3 separate regions of the Mus musculus genome follow, and regions 1 and 2 are each linked to region 3. A link is a loop called in an ENCODE intact Hi-C map of the cell type or tissue named here. Cell type or tissue: left cerebral cortex. All regions are shown on one strand. Region 1 has its middle 63 kb from the start of Gm32073. Region 2 has its middle 72 kb from the start of Gm32073. Region 3 has its middle 78 kb from the start of Gm41481.

Region 1 (8,000 bases), 360 kb before region 3:
GCTATGCTATACTATACTATACTATACTATACTATACTATACTATACTATACTATAGATTAGATTACATGGTTATCCATTCTGAACTGAAGGAATGTCAGTGTTGGGCTGAATCTTAGTTTGGAGTCTGATCAGGAACATCTGATGTAGCGGGTATAACCATGGTGATATAGGGATGTGGAAAATGATACTTATGAATACCCAAGGATGACCAGTGCCTACTGACTTTTGACATCAGTTTGAATTAACAATTGAACTTGGATTTCATGATAGAGATGTAACTGAAATTCTAATATTTATCATCAAAAATAAAGCAACACATAAATTCAAATACTTATTTAAATCTGTGAGTTATCTCACCTTCTGTAGCAGTTTTGGTTCAAGAGTTTGAGTTATTTGGGATTTAGAGGATAAATTGCAATGTGTAAAGTGCAAGCAAAGTTTGCAGAAATGACATGGAAGCTTTCTATCTCTGCCTTTAATTTCTCATTTAAGAAGTGACTCAAGCTAACCCAACACTGTGCTGGGGAGTATTAAATGAACCAATCTGATTAGAAACATTTCTATTATACCTTTAATTTTTTCTCTATTTTTTGATAATTTCATACAATTAAATATGATTGCTACCTACCTTTTTTCTCTCTTTAACTCCCCCATAACTTTCAAACATGCCTGTACCCTTCCAACTTCATGCTCTGCATTTTAAATCAATAGCCCACTGAGTCCATTTGGTAATGCCCATATGTTTATGGATGCGGGACCATCCACTGGAACATGGGAAACTTGTTCCTAAAGAAACATCCTAAAGAAAAATAAAGATTCTTCTTTCCCTAGAAAATATCCATTGTCAATAGTTCCTTAGCAGAGGGTGGTGCATGGAGGTCACACACCCATCTATGCTGAGATTTTGGCTAGCTTGATCTTCTGCTGGTCTTGTGCAGGCAACCATAGCTATTGGGAATCCATGATCAGGATAGTCGTGTCATATCCAGAGGAAAGCTTTTCGAAGCATTTCTCTCTATCCTTCAGATCTTTCATTCATTCTGCCTTCTCTTCTATGATGTTCCTTGACCTGTGGTAGTGTGTGTATTAGGGGACAACTAAAATAGATAACCACTTAGGGCTGAGCCTTTGGTATCTTCTTCTAACCGCTGTGATTAGTTATGAATCAATCTCTCCATTTACTGGTGTGCACTGCAAAGGAAGCTGTTGTGACAAAGGTTGAGCTCAATCCATGTCTACTGCTATAAATATAATATATTTAGATGGCACTTTGATGATATGACCATTCAGCAATATCACAATGGCCCATATGACCTCCCTGCCATAAAATGTTGACTATAATTATAGTACCAGGGTTGAATTTTTTTCATGTGGAGCAGGTCTCAAATCTAATCAGAAAGCAGTTAGTTACCCATGATACTCCTGCCACTACTGTCCTAGTAAGGATAATGTTCCTGAGTGCTACATCATACAGGGTTCAGTGCTCAATAAGACCACTGGCATTTTTTTTCTCACCCAGCAGCCTGCATAACACCTTCTGGCATTATAAAAGTAGGGAAGAAGTCTCCTGGTCAGTTTGAGATTGATTTTCTTATTTCCTGCACAAGAATGTGTGATGTCTTTAGCAGTAGGATTTTATCGTGTATTTATGGTGCTTTTTTGATCCTTAGTAAGGGAAACACTGATGTTGTATATCAAAACCAGCCAGGCACACATACACAAGATGAAATGTCGGAATTCCCCCTCTCTCAACCCTGTAACACCCCAGATTGATAGACCTCTTGCCTTTTCTACCTTGGAAACATCATAACACTGCTGAACCACAACAGCCTCGTTTGAATGGACTGCTTGGGGTTGGCACGGCTCAGAAGCTGTGTGGGTACAGTGGTTTGAGGGGACAGCATTTGATAGACATTTATTAGAGCTCAAAGAAGATTCTTAATTTTGTTAACTGCCATTTACTGCTTTGAGTTCATGAGGAAGGCTTATTGTATGTGTGAAAGGCTTTTTAATTGTGTGTGGGCTTGATGGGCTCAATGATTTATCATTTTTTTCATCCAATTTCCACGGTTTTGTCACACAGAGTCGGTCAGGAGATAGAGGCAGAAGAAGCTCAGTGAAAAATGTCTTTAATATAAAATTTTTAGGTCAGAAATGAGCAAGGCAGGACAATAAGGTTTAGAACTGGCTAGTTTGAATATTTCCAGTGAGTTCTAGAGCAAGGGAACTTCCTCTGGTTGTCTGGTTCCTCCCATGGAGGCATTAGGGGGTAGATGTACAGTGACTAGGCAAGCGAGAGCCTTAAAGGAAGTGGCTGAGGTGTGAGCCCTGGTCATGTTGGCTGGCATCTGGAAAGTTCACTCATAGGTCAGGTGCTTTATAATCACACAGAATAGGTCAACAAGGTTTCCAGAGCTCACATCATCCCAGTACATGTGATTAACAGGTGAAAAGACTGTGACTATCAGGCCCATAGTTAAATAGTCCAGCTTACTAGGTTAAAAAGAGCAAAGGATAATGTGCCTGATAGATGAGTGCTACATCATACAGGGTTCAGTGCTCAACAAGACACACTTGGACTGGAAATGGAAAACTATACAACTGTCTTTGATTTGCATTGAAATAACCTGATGAAATTAAGGAGTAGACATGGAAAATGCATTGCTTTCCATTCAGTTGGTAGAAATATCTGCCATAGACAGTTGTGCAGAGCAAATTAGGGCAAGTGACACAAGCTCTCGAAGCCTCACTCTCCTCAGTCCTCACTCGGGAATAGTAATGAGCCCCTCCCAGAGGATGAATGGAAGGTGACTACATTGTGATCACAACTGACATATTTAGCGAGTCATCTTCAGTGATGTGTTGTATCTTGGTGTCTGCTGTGCTCGTGTGTGTTTGTAAACCGATGTGAACAGAAACTGTTAGTCTGCTTGGCATGTATTTGACTGTGAACCCCTCTGCAAGTGGGGCCATTGTGAAAACATTGTGATGTGTACTAACTTTCATCAAGGGCTTCTTCTCGTTGGCTGTTGATGCTGCTTTTATCTAGGGACTTTAGCTCTTTTGCTTATGATGCTATGTGGTAATTTCATATCCTGTGAATTTATCCTTTGGTGCTTATGTCTATTCATTTTTAAAAATATTTTTTTGGCAAATCCATAGATGCATATGAAATATTGAGATTGTATTCATGCCCAGTTATCCTTTCCTATCTCCCTTGAATTGTTTCTTCTTCCAACTGGTGACTTCTTTCTATAGTGACTATACCATTACAAAATATGACAACCCTTCTAGGAACCACTAACAATCACTAACCACTGAGGACCACTAACCACTGAACAACCGCCAACAGTCACAGAGTCCCCAGAAAGGGATAGGCCTCATGTTCACCCCCTCCAACCATGGTGGAAAGTTGAATATGCTATCATGTCATGGTACTGGTGAGGAAGAGTATCATGTAGAAAAGGCCCCCTATTTCATAAAAGAGAAATGCTCCTCTAGGGAGAATAACAAAAGCCATCATGAATGGGGGAAAATGAAAGCACATTTCTCGAGGATCAGCAGGGGGCACTAAGACTCCATAGGAAAATCAGCATCCCCGTAGTATCCACAAATCAATTTTCTTTTACTTTAACTCTGAATTGATAACACCATAAACTCTGTGTTTTTATCTTCATTATAGCTGATAGTGTATCAGTTCTTTTAAACTCCCCAACTGTAGCCTGTTTAAGATTTTTTTTTTAAATCCTCCAATTTAACAAAGTTTCCAGTTCTCCTGATCTGTATCTGTGGCTGCTTCTCATTCTGCATTCAAATGAAATGCTGTTTCCTCCCTTTGACAAACATAGAGTAATTAGGATTTCCACAGACAAGTGATTACCTAATAAATGACCTTCGGTGGGCAGCTCTATTAAAATGGAGCAAAAAGGATGTTTACTACGAGCGGTGGCCAAGAAGGAAGTTACGGGAACATGACAAGCTTTGCATGAAGAACAGCTTCTTCGGTTCTAAGAATAACATAATGAAGGTGTTTACTAAACCAGTAGATTTGCCTTAAAAAATAATTATAAGCCTGACAGGACACCAGACTGTAAACACAAGTTACGATGGGCTATTGCAACGCTTCATTAATTCCATGGAAGTCCAAGGGTAAACTGATAATGGAGTAACATAAGGTGTAAATGTGGAGAGGACAAAGCACAGAGATCAGTTTTCACAGATCTTGTCTCTTCCAGGTCAAGTTAAAGGATGGGGAGTAAGAGCATGGATGGTGAGTGGGTGCTTTTGGTGTATGTTTCTGTGCAGTTAGCTGCAAAACAAATTGCTAGAGGCTTTCGAATGGAACAGTGGATATAGCTGTGTAATTTTGTCTATCCTCTTATTTCCATGTAGGCACTATATTTAAAATATGACTTAAACACTAAATTTTTTTTTTATAAAAAGAATGTTGTCACATACATAGGGACCATGAATTTTTAAATAAGCAAGGGGGTGGCAGTGCACAGAAAGGGTAGGGGGAGGAAAGGAGAAGGGAAAATGATGTAATTGTATTCTATTTCTAAGAAACAGAAATAAATAAAGGAAGACAGACAGACAACAAATCTTAAAAAAAAAAAAACTAGGCTTTGCTTTGGTTCATCCAAGCTATGGTTAAGGTAGCCCGTGCATTCTTTGTAAATGGTAGACTCTAGAAGTTTAGTCCCGGGAAGAACACTATTAGCAATGCAGTGTTTACACCTTATGTTACTCTTAGCGTTATTACTTTACCGGTGCACTTCCATGGAAATAATGAAGCTTTGCAATAGCCAATTGCAACTTGTGTTTATAGTCTTATTATATACATGAGAAAATGGCAGGTCCTGAAGGGCCACTAGCAGGTTTGGTACCATAGTAACCACACTTGGAGTGGGTCTTATATTTCTTGGTTCCAATAGAGTCCTTGATGGGCTGCCACTCCCCATCTTCTTCTTTGTATATGTATTTTATTGTTTTCTTAAATTGACAAAAAATTACCACATTGCACATCAGCAAAAATTGATCAGTTCTGCTGTTGGCATTCCATTTCAACTCTTAATTTCATTCATATTCTCTTTCAAACTTTCTATTACAAATGTCATATATATTGCATATATATACATATATGTATGTATATATATATGCAATATCTGTGCTAATTTCCCCTTATTTACTTTTTTGCACTGACCCATGCATGTCAAATATGTACACTGCTGTTGCTGTATACTCACAGTGAAATCTTGGTACTTTCTGTTAATTTTCTGCTTTTGTTTCACTGATTCATTGAATTGTTTCAATGTTATCCTAAAGTTGCCCATGAGTCTTTAAACTATACATTCCTTTAAATGCATCAGATATTGTGGGATGTGATCACATTGATTAGCTCACATGCTTATGGCTTTGCATGGTGAGAATATTAAAGTGTTATCAATGAGTTTTGGGGATAAACTCTTATTAGCTACATCAACGGGTGATAGATTTCTTGAATTTATTCCTGTTGTCTGATACTTTGTATTATGATAACTGCCCACCTAGTACCTTTTTTTCTGAATTTTGGGAAGACTGCAAGTGTGAAGTTAGACAATGCTTGCCATTGTATGCTGGGTTGTTCCACCTCCATAATATGTTCCAGGTACATCATCTATGTTGTCATGAATGACATGGCTTCCCTGTCCCTAAAGGTTGGCTAGCATTCTATCATGGATGCAGTCCACATTTTCTTTATCTAGTTCTTTGTTGATAGACACGTCAGTTGATTCTATATTCTGTCTGTCATCAATAGCATCTCAATAAACATGGTCATGTGGGTTGAACGCACCTCTATTTTTTTTTTTTTATTTGCCATAGGGCCATTACTGTTGTACTTCTACTTTTAATTTTTAAAGGGAACATTGCATTCTTTTCCATAAGTACTATTTAATTTTCATGTGTACCATCAGTGTGTGTGTGTGTGTGTGTGTGTGTGTGTGTGTATTTACTTTTTTCCACTTCTTACTTCTCCTTCAATACCTGCCACATTAATAGGTTTTCATTTGCATTTCTCTGGTAAGCGATAAACAATTTTAAGACCATTTATCATGAAGAATGATTTGTTGCTGGGTGTGGAGGGCCGAGGACAACTTCAGGTCCCTCCATTTTAACCACGTGTCTTCTGCTAGCTGAATTCAGGCTGTCAATTTTGGGGGCAAGTTCTGTTCCTTTGCCAATCTGTCTCTTCTGCCTCTCAAACATTGTTTTGTATACTTATTGGCCATTTTAATCTCTTCTTTCAAGTAGTGTCTACCCAGGCTGTCTTCCCATTTTTAAAATTTTAATTAAAATAGGTTATATCATTTCTCCCTTTTCATTTCTCTCCTTTAACTCTTCCCATAACTCCTCCCTTACCATTCCTCAAATTCATAGCTTCTTTTTCTTTGATTATTGTTGCTACACATGCATACATATATGCATTAATATATTAATAAAACCTGATGAATCCATTTACTGTTGCTTGCATGTACACAATTTTGGGGCTGACTGCTTAGTATTATATAACCAATTAGAGTGATCATATCTGGGGAAGACTAATTCTTTCTCTCTCTGTAGTCATTAGCTGCCTATAGCTCATCATCTTGGGATGGAGACCAGTGAGATCTCATGCTTCCACATCAGCATGCCTATTGGTGCTGCCATTGTTCTGATCTTATTTAGGTAGTCATAGTGCTGACGTGTTGTGAGTATAGCTTCTGACTTATTTGTAGGAGGCATGATCTTAGAGAAGATTCCCTCGTCCTCCGGCTCTCACAAAATTTCCTTCTATTTCTCATAATGTTCCCTGGGACTTAGGTATAGAAGTTATGATATAGAAGTATCCACTGGTTCCAGATACTCCATGATCAGTCATTCTCTGCATTTGGAGCAGTTGTAGGTTTCTGTGGTGGTCTTCATCTGCTGCATGAAGAATCTTTGATGAGGGGCAGACTTATCTGTGCTGTAAATGGTATAATCTGTGTGTATACTTAGAATACAGTTATAAATTAGCCCTCCTCCAATTCATGTTTTCCTGACTCCTCAAATTCATGACCTTTTATTGTATCTTTTTCTAACTCTAGTTAATGATTTGTATATGTTTTATTTTTTGAGAAAATAGCGACAATTGCTTTTATTTTCTACTCTCTCATTTATTTCTGCTCTACTCTTTACTACTTTATTCTGTCCACTAATTACAAATGTATTGTGTTCTTTGTGTTCTTTTTTTTTTTTACTAATTTCTGGAGGTATAAGATTAAATTATTTGAAGTTTTTCTTCTTTTTTTGATGTGAACATTTATTTTTATATGATTCTCTTTTAAAGCTACATATCCATTCATAACTTGTGCTGTGTTGTGTGTAGATTCTTATTTGTCTCAAGATTTTCTTTTACTTTCTGTGAATCATTGACATTGTGGAAGGCCGTTGTTTAATTTCCATCTTGTGTGAGTTTTCCAGAATTCCTCCTGCCATTTTCTTCTCATTAGAAAGGTTACTTGTCCTAATTTTATTTCTTCTACTTGATCAGTTCTGCTGTTGTCATTCCATTTGGACTCTTAATTTCATCCATAGTCTCTTTCAAAATTTCCATTACAAATATCATATATGTGTCCATATATGCAATATCTGTGTTAATTTCCCCTTATTTACTTCTTTGCACCAACCATGCACGTCAAATATGTACACTGCTGTTGCTGTATACTCACAGTGTAATCTTGGTACTTTCTGTTAATTTTCTGCTTTTGGCTCACTGGTTTCAGTTTTGAATTGTTTCAGTGTTATCCTAAAGCTGCCCATGAGTCTTTAAACTATCGCTACATTGAGCTCTTTCTTTGGAGGCACACATTTGAACATTTGAACATTTTGCAATTTCCTACTACAAGATTATGACAGACTTTCTGTGCCATTATGCTAGTCTATTTTGTCCTGTTTCTTGTATACTGATATGTATATATTTGATGAAGTAGGGATTTA
Region 2 (8,000 bases), 350 kb before region 3:
CTCAGATGGACACACACTTGGTACCTGGGGATAGCATTTTTCCCAGTTTGTAGAGATGTCCCTGTGTCCTCTCGTAGAGGGGAAGGCAAACACATTCTCATGTGATTCCTTGATAAGGGTGATAACTAAATGAGGTTCTATCTCATGAAATCATCCTCAAGCCACCACCTCCTAATGGTATTACCATGGATATTAGACTGTTACTATACACAGTTTTAAGAGATAAAACCATTCAGATAAGAAACTGTGGGTAACGAAGTAGCTCAAGGAAATGAAAATAACACTTAATTTTTTTCTGATGATTTTCAATATGGACAATATTGCTACCTGGACACCTGGCAATAACACAGCCAAAATGGAACACTTATGATCAATCCAGAAAGCACATTACTTTCCCAATAGCGAGTTTGAGTTGTGTGTCTTTTTTGCATTTGGCTGACCGTGCCAATGCAGTCAGTCTATCTCCCCTGTCTTCCCTCAATATAATTAAATCAGTTTTATTATGCTGAGTCTGTGATGACTCAGTGTGACTGTGTTAGCCGCCAGTGAAAAACGGTTTGTTCACTACATTTCATGCTGATTCGCTTTCTATTAACAAAAATGGAATTTCCAGGCCTCATTACAAGATTAGATTTCTGATAGAATTAAAGATTGTTGATCCTTTCTCACCAATTTTCGTTTTGGGAAGTAGCACCCTGAAACGAGGTTTCCGAAGCATCATTTCTCCAGGGATTCATTTTCTGTCTGCTTACAGGCAAGAAGCTGCCCCGTCTATCAGTGACCTTGAAAGAGGAAGTAAATAATGTGTAAATGAACAATTTGGAATAAATGGGAAAAAAAAACTCTTACAGAATAGAGGGTATAACCAGCTCAAAATATCTGTGAGCAACAAGAATTAACTATGACTCTAGGGATAGAAGCTTTGAGAGATCTGGAAAATGCTGAACGATATCTTTTACATTTATACCACAATGATTTAGTTTTGCCTCCTGGGTACACAAGATGCAAATAAATTATCTATTGAATAAACAAGAGACCAGTTTTCTTCTCCCTCATCGCAAACAGTCTTTGGGAAACACTAAATACTTCTCCATTCATTTTGACTATGCATGTTGAATGGTCAGTATATTTTTGTCATGGATTATCAAGTGACTCGAGAGTCAATATCTCACAGATAGTGAGAGAGAGAGAGCTTGGAAATGAAAAAAAAGTACAAACTACACATTGCCTAGACAGTTTAAAAATATTTATTTATACTTATTTTATGTGTATGGGTATTTGCCTGGATATATGTCTATGTACTAGGTGTGTACAGTGCCTACAGAGGTCATTGGAGCCCCTGAAACTGGAGTTACAGATTGCTGTGAGCTCCCTATGGGTGCTGGGAATTGAATCTGGGTGCTCATAATTATTGAGCCATTTCTTCAGTTCTTCCTAGACACGATGAAAGTTCTGTGTTTGCCTTAGGATAGTTTTTCTTATCCAAATTAAAGAAGGTATTTAATAATTGGATCCAAGGAAATATGTTGACAGCTTATGTATGAAGAACAACTCATTAAAATTAGTTTGAAAATATCACCAAATATGCCAAGTTTTAAATTCCATGTTTTAATACATGATTCTTTATTGAGGAACTTAAAATATAGGCCTTCAAAAACTCTATTTGATGGGCAGGCCCTGTGTCAAATTTCCCTGGGTTTCTCTCTTTCAGTTTCATTAATTTTTGTCAAAGTGTGAATTAGTACACAAGGAAATTTTGATTAATATTTGGTATGTATTCACCCTACCTAAACTAACCCATGAGAGTCTCAGGATGAGTCTGTAATATAGTGTGAAGTTAGCGTGGCAATGTAGCCAAAGCCACACAGCAGTAAGTTTCAGAGGCGAAATTTGCATTTGTGTTTGTCTGGTGTCAAAACTCATATTATATATTCCTGTCTATATGTTTAATTCCGTGAACCTATCCATGAACTGTTAACTTCTTTAGTGTACAAAACAATTTAAAAAATAATGATTGTTTCAAAACACTCACCGTGTCCTTCTAACAAAAAATTCTGAGACCCAAGGCTGTGATCCAAAGAATGAATAGTAAGATACAGAGTCATTTTGAAGGTGCCAGTGGTAGAGGTTTTATTTACTTGGGGTTTTTTTGACATTGACATCATGCATAAAAACCGGAAGCTGTAAGTATCTCTGTTGTATATTTTGGTTCTTTTCCTCGACTTGCTTGTCTGACTTTCTTTGTCTGTAGGAATTTAGTCAATAAAATTATTTGGCTTCTAGGAGTATGAGCAATGAAAAAAACCTAAGAAGTTATTATTTTTTTCAGCAATAGTTAATGGATATGGTTTAGTGACTATGAAGTGTTCCTAATTATGTTTTCAAGTTTATTTACTTTTATAATATGTCTGTATTCATATGTGTATGCCATGGGCATGTGGGTACTCACAGAAGGCAGGCAATGGTATTGGGTTCCCTTGAGTTGGTGTTATAGGCAGTTACAAGCTGTCTTATGTGGGTACTAGGACCCAAACCCAGATCTTCTACAAGAGCAAAAAAAAAAAAAAATGCTCTAAGCTACTAAGGTATCTCACTAGACAGATTTTATTTCTTTTTTTATCAGAGCATTTACAGTGTAAAATTTTAGCCTCTTCTTCCTGGGTTTGTTTCTCTCATTCATGAATCTAAGGTAGTCTTGAAACTTGCTTTGGACAAATAAAATGTAGAATTAACCCAGGCTTATTCAAGATATGAGTCTTAGGACATAGTGAAAACATCTTTGCTCTCCATGCCTAAACTGTCTTAAGAGACAGCCCAGATATGCTGGTGTATACTGAAAGATACATGGCCCAGCCATTCTTGTAAGTCCAACTACACATAATACATGTGAAATAGGTCATGTTAGAACAGCCAGACCCCAGCTGATATGCATATAGATAATATGCTCAACTGAGAGAAAATAAACATGGCTCAAACAGCCTGAATCTTCATGAGAAATTATCATGACAAGCCTCTTATTTCTTAGATTATATTACAGCCCTGGTTAGCAATGGATGAATGTTAAGCAGCAAGGCAACTGAGCATTGTGTAAGGTAGAACCAACGTGAAGGAATTCTTTGGAAATCAGGTTGAGCAGAAATACAATTTATGATTGGAAACAAAGGAGAAAGTAAGCTGGAAATGTAGTTCACTTAATGAATAGGTGTGCTTTATTAATCCCGAAGACTAAGGTAGTTACAACATGTATCCATATCTAAGATTCAATAACAAATGTCAGAAGACATCAGTAATAGACAAAAACATTTGGCCTTCCCCCTTGATTGAAATAAAACCCACTCTGTGCATGTTACTGGAATGTAAGTGTCCCGGCCTGCAGCTTCTTGCTATTCCCTGCCACAAGCTGTTTGAAATGGCAGAATAAAGTAAATCAGTTTGTTTTGGTATGTGAACTTTACGTTACTACTCTCCTTTTAGCTGAAATAAGCAGTGGAAAAAAAGAGCATTTCTATGAAGTGAGTTCTTTAAAATGTGCACCAGTGTTCCAAACAGCAAGCTAATTTTCGAGTTCATCAAATGTGTATTTATATGGTGAATGTATCCGTCACATAAACATTTTGTCAATCACCGCCTTCCTTCTGTTCCGACACAGTATGCTGGAGCACCATCTAAAACGTGATGAATGTCCTGCCCGTTCCAAGTGAGAGTTAATTATAGCGATGCAAGAGTGCCGTGAAAGCCACCCATACTCCACAACAGTGTCGCGTTAACAGAAGCAGTCATTAACGACTCAAATACAAGAATGCACCCACATGTACTTAGCCAACCCTTCAATTCAGCTTTTAAGTTAGTTTATTCTTTACTAACATTTTCCCCAAGTTAACTCTGAGCAGAAACACCAGTCCTGAAACTAAGTCCAAAACTAATGGCAAAGGGGGTGGGGGATACGATTTTATGTTCAAGAATTTAGTGGTAATTCTATCACTTTATTCCAAATTGAGTTAAAAGGTAGTTTTCTATTTTTTGTAGATTATAATATATGTACACGATTTCCCATTCCCCTTCATTCCTCCAAATTTTCCCAAAGCCCTCCTCCCCCTCTTTCAAACTCATGGCCTCATTTTTAAAATAAATTATTATTGTGTATGTGTGCACATTTACATGGATAAATTCATAAATGTACCCCCTCTTCATCTTTATAATGCTGCTTGTGTGTATGTTCTCAAGGCTGACCATTTGGTATTGTATAGCCAACCCTGTGGTCTTCCTGGAGGAAAACTCTTCTCCAGCACTCAGCATCCCTTAGCTGCCTCTAGTTCCTTGTGCAGGGTTGAAGCCTCCTGGGCTTTCCCTCCTCCACGTTAGCATGTTGGTTGTTGATCTTGTTCTGCTCAAGTTTCAGCAGTCATTTATTAAAGTGACAGTGACATTGACGTAGCTTGAGAATACGAGATAATTCAAAGGGGACTTAAAGAGGATTTGATCCATGCCATTTGAACATAAATAAAGATAAGCTTCACTCTTTGATATGTTGGCAGTGCAGAATTTCAGAATGACTGTGTATCTTGATCTTTATGTTCTTTAGTGACTTATTTTCTTGAGGACTGACAAGCACCTAAGGACATTATTGCAAATGCATATGACTGGATAAAAATGTAATACTGCAAATATATTGACAATACAAAAATACTAGGCTGGGTAATTTAAGAATATGTTTGAGTGTCTAAAGAATGCTACATATATTCCAGTACTCGTCTAAGCATTTTGGTCCACTGTAGATTTTATCTGAGTTATTACCCTTGACTCTTTGTATGTCTATACTAAAGTGTTCTAAAAATAATTTTAGTGAGTAACACAGCATAGAAAAAGTGTCCCTGAGTGAAATATTTTGCCTAAATATTGCTCATAATTTTCTTTATTTTTTTTCAAGTAAGAAGTGGTAGATGAGGCCTTTTAACTTGTAAACATTTGACCAGATTTCACTTAAAAAAAAGATAACTTTTACTAAATAAAATTATGGTTAAAAACATAAAAAGAGTCCAGAATCCTTCCATTCCTCAAAGAGAAGGTAATTGGGTGCCTGGGTAACTTGATGTTCTTCTGAGAATATGGTTAAAAGGGACAGATTCAAATCTAACTTAGCTGGATACCAAACCAGATGGAGACAGACATGTAGATCTGTGTAGAATATGAGGAATGCAGGTCTGTGACTCTCTGGATGCAAGATTGGCAACAGAATTAAGAAGCAAACACGTGAGGAGATGTAGCTGTGACAGAGACAAAACAGCTTGATAATATGTACATAAGACTATTGGTTTTCTGTTATTATCCTTTAAAGGGCTGGATTCATGGAAAGATAATGTGTGAATTTGGTTTTGTTGTGGGATACTTTGGTTTCTCCATCTATGGTAATTGAAAGTTTGGCTGGGTATAGTAGCCTGGTCTGGCATTTATGTTCTCTTAGTGTCTGTATAACATCTGTCCAGGATCTTCTGGCTTTCATAGTCTCTGGTGAAAAATCTGGTATAATTCTGCTAGGCCTGCCTTTATATGTTACTTGACCTTTTTCCCTTACTGCTTTTAATATTCTATCTTTATTTAGTGCATTTGTTGTTCTGATTATTATGTGTCAGGAGGAATTTCTTTTCTAGTCCAGTCTATTTGGAGTTCTGTAGGCTTCTTGTATGTTCATGGGCATCTCTTTCTTTAGGTTTGGGAAGTTTTCTTCTATAATTTTGTTGAAGATATTTGCTGGCCCTTTAAGTTGAAAATCTTCATTCTCATCTACTCCTATTATCTGTAGGTTTGGTCTTCTCATTGTGTCCTGGAACACAGGGTCCCCAATGGAGGAACTAGAGAAAGTAGCCAAGGAGCTAAAGGGATCTACAACCCCATAGGTGGAACAACAATATGAACTAACCAGTGCCCCCCAGAGCTCGTGTCTCTAGCTGCATATGTATCAGAAGATGGCCTAGTCGGCCATCAGGAAAGAGAGGCCTATTGGTCGTGCAAACTTTATATGCCTCAGTACAGGGGAGCGCCAGGGCCAAGAAGTGGGAGTGGGTGGGTGGGGGAGTGGGTGAGGGAGGGTGTGGGGGACTTTTGGGATCGAATTGGAAATGTAAATGAAGAAAATACCTAATAAAAAAAAGAAAAAGAAAAAAAAAGACCGTTGGCTAAGGAGTAAGCAAGAAAAATCCACTAAGTCCTCTACAAAGATCTTTTATAAGTGGGTCTCATTGCTCTGCTCACCCATTTTCAAGGCCTGGCTTCTTGCTTTGTATTGTGCTTTTTAATTTGATGGAGAGAAATACACACTGACATTTCTTCTATGAAATGATGTTTCTGAAAGTTACTATTTTGACCACTTTGAAATTAGGTATTAAAAATTAATATTGGGTATGTTCACACGATCTCAATATTTTTAAATAGAAGGAAAGTAAAGACAAGTATAAAGTTGTTCCCAGAACTTGAAAAAAGGTTGTTTACAACTATTATGTTTGTTCCAAAATAAAATAAACAATAGTAAAACCCAGTATAGTTTGAGCCAAGATTCATATATTTTGTGAATTACAAGGTACTGAGTTACCTAAACTGAGACACTCATAGTCTCTATGTTCAGGGGGTCGAAATATACAAGCTGTTATTTAGAGTAGTTTTTCTTTGGTCATTTAGCACATTTGCACATGTTTAGGTCAGGTTTTTTTTTTTTTTTTTTTCTGGAGGTGGATTTTTCCTAGTAGGAGTCTATGTGCAGGATTCAAGCCAACTTACACAAAGAGAGCTTTTTGTGGAAGATTTGAAGTTTCCTGCTGGGGTGCAGAGATCTGAAACCACAGTTTCCTCAGGTAAGATGGTAATCTTTTAGTAGTTTATCTCAATTGCACATATCCAGTTTTGTGCTATGTCTAAAAGAAGACTGTATCTAGAATGCAGTTAGAAATTACACTGGCCTAGGAGAATGGCAGTAGTAGGCTTGCCTCTGGGGTTCTGTGGCTGCTCTATTCATGGGTTCTGGCTTCTCTAGTCATGGGTAGTTGGTTGTCGTTACAGTAGCAGAGATGAGTTCCCTTGTACAGAATAAGTCTTAAGTCCAATTAGACAGCTGTTTGTTATCCAGAGGATAAAGGTGCCACTGTTAATCTTTTGGGGAAGCCTTGGCAAGCCAGTTGTTATTGTAGTCCATAGGTTTACCACTCAGTAGGATTATCGATGTCTTTTCTTGGCAGTTTGCATATCTCATACTGTACTCTGAGAGCTAGTCCTGAGAGAGGAGACATCTATGTCAGTATCAGGGGGATCCCTCTAATCCCTGTGTCCAAAGTGTCTTCAGTCTTCAGCAGTCTGGACTTAGGCTAAAAATCTGAGAGGCAGTGAAGGACAACATGTGCGTGTGCGTGTGCGTGTGCGTGCGTGTGTGTGCATGATTATGTGTGTGTGCATACATGTATGTGTGTATGTAACAACAATCAATAGGAGGCTATGAATTTGAGAAGGATGGGGGTTATGGGGAGAGTTTGAAGATAAGAAGGAAAAATGTAAATAAAATATCACTGTATAACAATCTCAAGAAATTTGCTTTATCTCTTGAAAAATGGGAGAGGACATACATTGCCTATGGATGGTTTAAAATATCTTAGTCTAGAGATCCTGTGTATTAACTTCCCATTTTTATCTTATCTTATCTATTTATCTATATCTATTTATCTATATATTTATCTCTCTATCTAAATATCTATCTATATATCTACCTACTTAGCTCTCTATCTACTTATTTGTTTTACATCTCAATCACATCTTCCTCTCCTTCCTCCTCTCCCAGCCCTTCCCTTTTTATCTCCTCCCCTATACTCCTGTGCTCCCTTTCTTTTAAGAAAAGGGGAGGCCTCCCATGGATATCAAGCCACCTTGGCATATCAAGTTGCAGTAGGACTAGGTGCATGTCCTCCTATTGTTGCTAGGCAAGGAAGCCTAATTAGGAGAAAGGCATACAAAAGCAGACA
Region 3 (8,000 bases):
AAAAAGAAGGATAGATTAAAGAAAGAGGTTGTTGCAAAGGAGAATTAATTCCTTCTCTGTGGATCATTTTCATCCCCCACAAAGGAACGTGAAAGTTAACCTAATAGATTATTGTGTTTGGTTTTGAATATCAACTATGTGATATTCCCTCTGTGAGACCTTGGGGAAAAAAAATCAGCCTTCTTGACTTCTATTACAATAAGAAGAAATATGTTTCTACATGAAACTACCTCTACTTTTCCAGGTTTTTCTAAAGGATTGCATGCATAGATTATTACCTAATAAAGACTTTTGCATATTCTAGACACCAACATGTTTACTGATAGAAATAACAGCATCACACTGAGAACACTGAATAAATGGAATGAAAATGCCCTAAGAAATTTTCTATGACTACATGAAGATTGGAAGGAAGTCTAAAAACACATAGTAAACATTAACACAGTAAAAAATTTATATGGGTTCAAGTCCATGTATACTTTAATTTTTAGTAAATGCATTTAACTGTGGTATCACTAAAGGCTGCAGCTGTGTCAACACCGCTGTGGATTCTCCTGGATCTGGTGTTTTTACCTTAAGATGATTGTGTTTATGAGACACATACAAATGGAGGAAACAGTAATGAACAGACATTACAAGTGACCTAACAACTTATCCTTTGGAGAGAAGACTTAGGACCTATCTGATCCACATTCTCTATCAAAAAAAATGAAAACAGTAAGAAACAAAACAAAGCTTGTGCTGAGGACTTAGAGAACTATATACACTCTCTATTTCTCAGTGACTTGTACTCTAGGGAGGAATGGAGTGTTTCACTGCACTTTGGTTTCTGCCATCTTCCGGAACTATAGCCTAGGAGGAATGCGCAAACCCAAGCATGATATATAATCTGAGTGGTGATTGACGTGAGGGAGTTTGAAGCAGTTATAGTAGGTGTTAGCCACTCACAGCATCCCTAAAGTCTGTCTTGCTTTTGTCCAGGAAACATGAAATCATTTTCAAATCCCAAATGGAAGAGCTCATGTGTACACTGGAATAATTCATAGCCAGTATAAATTAGAAACAAATTCATGAAGAATGTCAGAGAATTTTAGCTCTAAACAAGCTAAAACATCTAATTAGTATTTATATGCATTTTCCAGATGACAATAGTTATTTTCCATGTTAACATACCATGTGTACAGCAGCACATAATAACTTTACTACTATCAGAAATGATGGCACACTGGTATTTAATGAGTATACAGAATAATCCGGTATGCCAAGCTAGAGAAGATATTTTTTTGAGTTGACCAGCTAATTAATAAGAAATTTTAAGTCTGAAAAGTTGTGTTTAATATAAAGTGAAAATCAGAACCTCTTGATATGTGGAATAGAGCCAACAGTTGGTCACAGATCTTATGGAGGAAAGTCACAGTCCCCTCCCCTCCCCTCCCCTCCCCTCCCCTCCCCTCCTCTCTTCTCACTTTAAACCTTATAACCTGTCATGTGTTGGGCAGACTTCTTACAGAAATGCTATCATATTGTCTGTGTAATTTCAATTCCAACTACACCATACAGATCTACCCACTCATAGTGAACCATCAACAATAAAATGTTTTAGAAGATGTGGGCAATTTGGAAGGCAATTTTGTTTTTATAAAATGAGCTTGACTTCGGTAAATGTTAAGGTGGCTCTATTCTTTCAGCAAGAGGTCAAAACAGGTATAAAGGTACAGAGAAGTGCACTTTTAATTAAGAAAAGTTAAATGAATAAGTTTGTTAAGTAGTCATGGAAAAATTTTACCAGTACATAGTATGTTATCTACAAGTGGTTGCTAAATCTACTTTGTCTTCGAGCATGAAGAATAATAGTGTGGAAATGCATTCTACGAAGCCAAGAGTAGTCAGTGCTCTTAACCACTGAGCCATATCACCAGCTCCTTTTTGTTCATTTAAAAAACATTCTGAGCTATAAAAGATAGCTGTCCCCTTTCACAACTATACATCACAGTTTTGTTTTCTTTTCTAAACATAACTTAGCATTTGAGAATCAATGTCACACATACAAGCCACCCCACAGCATTTCTGTGGTCACTGGTAACCAACACCCATGGTCAACATTTGGATATACACCTTTTTCTCTTACATACAGGTAAGATACTATGGTATTTGTCTACGAAGTTGCACACTTTTACAAGCATTGCTGATAGCTTTCTTTCATGTGCACAATTGCTATGTCATTGTTCAGAGATTCTTGACTAAAAGAACATCTTTTGTCTGTCTTGTCCTTTTGAATTTTCTAATGTATCATCATGTTCCTTAGGAAAAAACTGAATTATAGACACTTAAAATGAACGATATATTTTTAAAGGTCATACTACTAAGAAGATCTAGATATAGAAATATTTAGATCATTTACATTGGTCTTAGTAATATCTCAATTTTTAATTTAAAGTTTTATTTGTTTTGTAAGATCTGTGGATTTATATATTTCTCTCCCCCCCTACACACACACACTCACACTCACACGGAGAAAGAGAGAGTCAGACAAAGAATATGGATTTTTGACTGATGGTTTAACTCTACAAGATTTTATTTATGACATTGTACACCCCTCAGTTTTGTTAACTATGCTCCACATGCAGTAAAAAAATGATTTCTAGCCCTGAGACCTCAGAGCTAATATTTTATGTTTTTTCTGTCTTCCTATTCTTTTCTTTGACAAAGGTGCTTGTTGATAAGACCCAATGGGATTCTCAAAGGTGAAGACTGAAGTCCACGCATGCACAAAAGGAAGAGCTGACAACTAAACTGCTTATTTTACACCCTGGATTATATTGACCTAGAATCATTATAACCACTTGGCATCTGCTTCTGTTGTATTTCTTTCCTATTCACTGTGTCCTTTGAATGGCTGTTCAAATAATTAATCATACCACAATGTTTTTCACATGGCCCTGCCTAGCGAGGCCTTTCAACAATTAGTCTTTTGCAAGTGTTCAGAGATGTGCAATTGTGCCAAGATTATAGACTCTCCAGATTCCTTGCTTCTCATCAAGGCTCTGAATTAACTCAGTCTGTCAAGTCTTTATTTTCAAATGCTGTGAACACACTGACAGAAGATGGCACTGTTTGCACATTTTGAAAAGCCAGCAAACCATCACTCTACTTGAAAAGGAAATAAAAAAGGCAACATTTTTTCCTGCTAAGAAACTATGGTATTATTAGAAACTGGAAGTGAGAGTACATATGTAATGGCATAAATTTAAAATTAGACAATGTAAACTACTACGGAGAAAGGAGTCTACTGATACTCAACTTTGAGAAGAGCGTGTAACAAATGCAGTACTTGATGCCTGGATTCCATTCTGCTATTCCAAAACAACACCCTTGGACAGCTACTCAGTCCGTCTCTGAGTCTAATGCCCTTACTATAAAATGTGGACAATAATACTAACATTGAGGTACAGTGATGCTAAGAATCTATGCCCGTCCTTAGAATAGAATGAGCATGAAGTAAGGGCTCACATATCCTAGAGCACTGCTAGTCATCGTTGTCTTGCTATACTCTCATCAATGAATACAGGTGGCTTCAAAAAATGACTTAATTTGGTATTGGTTTCCACAGGAAATTTAAGGATCAAGCGGGAGTATGCATGAAAAATACTTCATTAGTTATTAATTATGAACTTTAGAACATTTGGCTCTTTCAATCTTTCCCTAGGAGAGGAATTAATTCAACCATTCCCAGGTAAACAAAGGAAGAGATTCTGTAATTAATGAGAACAAAGTTTATTAGATTTCCAGAAGCACTGCAGTAGTAAACTACTTCACTTGGGCAGTAATAAAATAATTATTCTTTTTTACTTCATTATGGTTAGCATTGTAGTTGAAAATATTACCTCATATTCTATTTTTGCTTTAAAAGCTCAATGAGAAAATAGCACATGGCAAAATTTCCCCTCTCCCTGGTAGATTACTAGAGTTTAAGGTAAGGATAAATAAGTTCTGTTTTATCTATACTGCTTAAGTATGATTATATTATGTTTATATACACATTATACTCAGTAGTATTATAGTGAATTCTGCAGTAACATTAACTATAAGCATTTAAAGTACTATGATTGTCAGTAGTATATTTAATGTTCAAGGTTTTATTCCACACCTATAATATACAGCTAGTCATCATTTGCTAGAGCCAGACAAGTATTTTTCCTCTATGATACCAAAGTATTATATATTTTTTATATTCCCATTTGAAATCACATGTAACTTTTATGGCTGAGTATTATTGAATGAAATTGGTATGGAAAAATGTAGGCCCTGTCCATTGCATTCTGAGAATATTCATATAACCTCAGAGATCTATTTTTTATTCCAGTTCTGGATGCAAGCATTGGAAAGACTCTAATGTTTGGCAGAGTCACACAATACAATCAATTGGGGACCCTGAATCTTTAGAAGAATGGCTTCATCTGTGCTCAGTAAATATTAGACTAGCAGAGAATACATTTCCCATAGTTCTAGCAATAAGTGTTGCTTAAACTAATTCTCTCACAATCAGCTAACAATAGCATTTGTCTTCTTATTATATACCAGAAGATCAGTCTTTAGAAACATCCAGGCTTAAACCACAGACAACAAGCAATACATGATTTCTGAGGAGAGGGTCAGGGTATTTATTCATTTATGTCACCAACAATTCTACTCAATGTATGTTTGCTTTTCATTAGTTTCTCTTTTCTGAAATTAAAAATACCAGCTAGTAGGTGAGAATTAATTCAAATTAATGTTTGACTAAATCTGAGCTTATTGTTGTTTTTCATTACTAAGTGAATGGAGAGTGGTATGATATTTAGTCTCTTCTTCATCCCACATCATCCTCCCTCTCTTGGAATTGAAAATGAAGGAATAAATGAACACCAGAAAGTCTTAAGACATAGCTGTATCCCTGGTTTAGAAATAAAAACCTGGAGAAAAGGCAGGGAACTGAACAGATCATAATATTCAGCCTTCAATGGTGCAGAAAGAAATGAAGGCCTAGATAGAAGTTGAGAGTGTAAAGCTAACTTTGTCTGAATAATAAAAAAATGAGTTAGGTAAGACATATGCTAAGAGCTAACCAGTCCTTCAGAGAAATGTGGCTATACAATTTATGTAGAACTCAATGTTCCTAAAGAATTTTCTGATTTAAACAACATGCCAGGGTTTATTGTAATCTCTAAACTACGCATATTTGAATACATCGAACACATTAATCTTTTTGGTTTTGTTTTGGATTTTGGGCCTTTTTCTGAATGAGAAAATGATGTTCTCATACGCAAGGTCTCTTTGAATTGAGGTGCTTCTGTTGTTACTCTGTGTCTTGTTTAGGACTGACAGGAACAGGAAGAGTCAAATGTACACATCCCTAAGTTATCCTTCAATTTTGTACTGATGAAATTATATCCACATGCCAGTCATTCAGTTATAATTAATCTGGAGTGGAAACATTGTTTTCAGCACTCTGCCCTCTAACCCTTCAGAAATGAGTGGGTTTTGTGTACTTTCTTTTTCTTTTTGTTTCTGGTTTCCAAGTGTACTTGGGTAGAGGGAAGTACTGTAACAGAAATGAATGATAGGAGGGGAGAGAGGGAAGGGTATGTCTTCTCTCTTCTTTGCTTCCTTTGCACCCATTTCTAGGACCTGGCTGGTGTACCTGTCCCTGCATTTGACTCATCAGCCCCAGTGGTGGAGTCACTGTCTACCAATCTACATAAACTTTTCGTTTGTTTGCTTGCAGAAGTCTAAGGAATCTTTTTAATCTAAATCTTCTAAAGAGACACATGCCCTTTGAAGACATCGAGTCATAGAGGATTATGGTGGCTGTTAGGGTATCTTAGAAAAGGTTCATACTTATTTAGGTTTTATAGAAATTTGAAAGGCTTTACAAGCAAAATTGAAATAATAATTAGGCTCGCTGTTTAATGTGAAACTAGAATGACATTCTGGTAACATTCTGTATATTTTCAGCATTACCTTATATGTTGTGAATATCATGAACAATTTAATGCGAGGGTATCTGTGTCATATATTTTCCTATTGAAATAAGAAATATATGATCTCAGGCAAATCTATTTATATCTACATCTCATTCACCAGTAACTACTGCATTTTGGATGTCTGACTTTCATGATTTACTAGAATGTTTGAAGAAAATGACATATTAATTTTTTTAGGAGAAAAGAGAAAACTTACACAGGAGAGAATTTAGAATAATATCAACAATTAATCAGAAGATTTCTGTAGTTATAAGTACCTGTATGTACTTAAGAAATTTAGGGAGTCTGAAAAATATTAGTGTTACATAAAATTTCCAACAACAAGTAGGCTCACTTAATATTGCCAAGTTTAAAGACAAACTTTAGGTAATAAAAAAACAACTAACATTTGTGAAATGTTTTATAAATATTACTAAAATTATTCACTAAAAGTTGTTTTAAGTATAGTGAAAGAAATTATTTAGGAACATTGGAATAATCACTGGGGCCATTGAAGTTACATTCAGGCAGTAATGGACAGACAGTGGTCACAACGTTACACAGAGCCTGGGAGGCTGTGAAAATGAACTTTAAAGCAGTGAGATGAGAAATTAGTAAGAAGTAACCTCACGGTAGGATCAATTGTGGCTAAACCATTCAAGAAGGATGCTTTGTAAAGTCAAAATACAGTTATCATACTCACTTATGGCAGATGAGAAGCACAACTTGGGTAATTACTAGAAAATAAGTATGTATGAAGGAATCTCAGTGTTACAAGTAGTAGTTCAAACAAACCCTGAAGAATGAACATTTTTTTTAACCAAAATAAACTTTCTGTAGTAACATAAGATTGCAGTCAATGTTTATGTTGTGGAATCTTTTAAATGCAACAGACAGGGGGCTTTACAGAAAATTAAAATCAATAAAAATATGAAATAAGACTAAGAACTCAGACTAAGACTCAGGGATCATTGCTGAAGAGAGGACAGAATGATTATCAGGGCCAGAGGATCAGGTGTTGGCTGTGAGACTGTTTCTCTTAGGAGAGGAGTATTGTCCACGAAGCCTCAACCATAAACAAAGAAATAGAGACAACCAAGGAAGGCTGAGAGTGGAAATGGCAGTCTTCTCAGGAAAGAATAAGCCAGTTGGTCAATACCAATTGGTCAGTTATAAACTATATATACAAATGAAATAGCTGATAACAAGTTTGCAAATAAGTACTCAGGAATACAGGTACACGTACAACTATTTTTAGAAATTTTCACGTTTTAAAAATAATATATATGGTATAATTTTATTGGGATTCTTTATTCAATTCCACCTGGTCAGGCAATGGGAAATGACATCTTTATGGTAGGTGAGAGTGATTTGTTAATTTTTATTAGGAGAGAAGAAACATTTAGTATTTAAATTATATAAGGAATCCTGTGTGTTTTTCAACATAGTGCTCGTCTTTCATTGGACAGTTTTTCAGACAACATGTGAGACCATGATGGTTTCTCTTGATATGGGTAATTATTTTATTTGTGAGCATGTCTATTACATATTGGAGAACACAGTATGTAATAATGAACAGAATAGTCATTGCATGTATAAATATAATAAAATCAGATGGTCTTTGTGCTTTAGGAACCCAGAAATGTAATGAGTAGATCACCTATTCTCTTAATAAGCTCTTGAAAAAATGCAGCATAGACTTCAATGCTCAGTTATGCCCTTCATGTTGGCCCATTCACACAGTTTTCTTTATCTCTTTTGTTTGCCTTGTTAAACAAGCTAACCTTAAACACACTTACCTTAAATTCTCTAACTCTTGGTTTAACTGTTTTTCCTTTAAGATCACTTAAACTGAGGAGGTTAAAACTTGGTTAAAAAAAAAAAAAAAAAAAAAAAAAACAGCAGATAGATCTATTTCCAATTTTCTGAGGAACCTCGAGATTGATTTCCAGAGTAGTTGTACAGGTTTGCAATCCCACCAGAAATGAAGGAGTGTTC

Evidence for each region. Peaks named below come from ENCODE experiments on the same cell type or tissue, not always from the same donor. Only the 100,000 strongest peaks of a DNase experiment are listed, where the experiment ranks them.
Region 1: it touches region 3 in a loop (3-fold over the local background); 4 of 42 quality-filtered maps call a loop at or near these places.
Region 2: it touches region 3 in a loop (3-fold over the local background); 4 of 42 quality-filtered maps call a loop at or near these places.

What each region holds. Positions count from the first base shown.
Region 1 is chr16:84,491,225-84,499,224 of GRCm38, reverse strand. No RefSeq gene overlaps it. Among named protein-coding and RNA genes, the nearest start is that of Gm32073, 63 kb to the left of the region's middle. In left cerebral cortex, a CTCF peak has its summit at 3,568 (motif pointing right); DNase peaks (open chromatin) are centred at 3,566 and 3,909; H3K4me3 peaks cover 601 bases; H3K27ac peaks cover 305 bases.
Region 2 is chr16:84,481,816-84,489,815 of GRCm38, reverse strand. No RefSeq gene overlaps it. Among named protein-coding and RNA genes, the nearest start is that of Gm32073, 72 kb to the left of the region's middle. In left cerebral cortex, no CTCF peak of the experiment used is centred here; DNase peaks (open chromatin) are centred at 529 and 3,659.
Region 3 is chr16:84,131,054-84,139,053 of GRCm38, reverse strand. No RefSeq gene overlaps it. Among named protein-coding and RNA genes, the nearest start is that of Gm41481, 78 kb to the right of the region's middle. In left cerebral cortex, a CTCF peak has its summit at 3,104 (motif pointing right); a DNase peak (open chromatin) is centred at 3,093.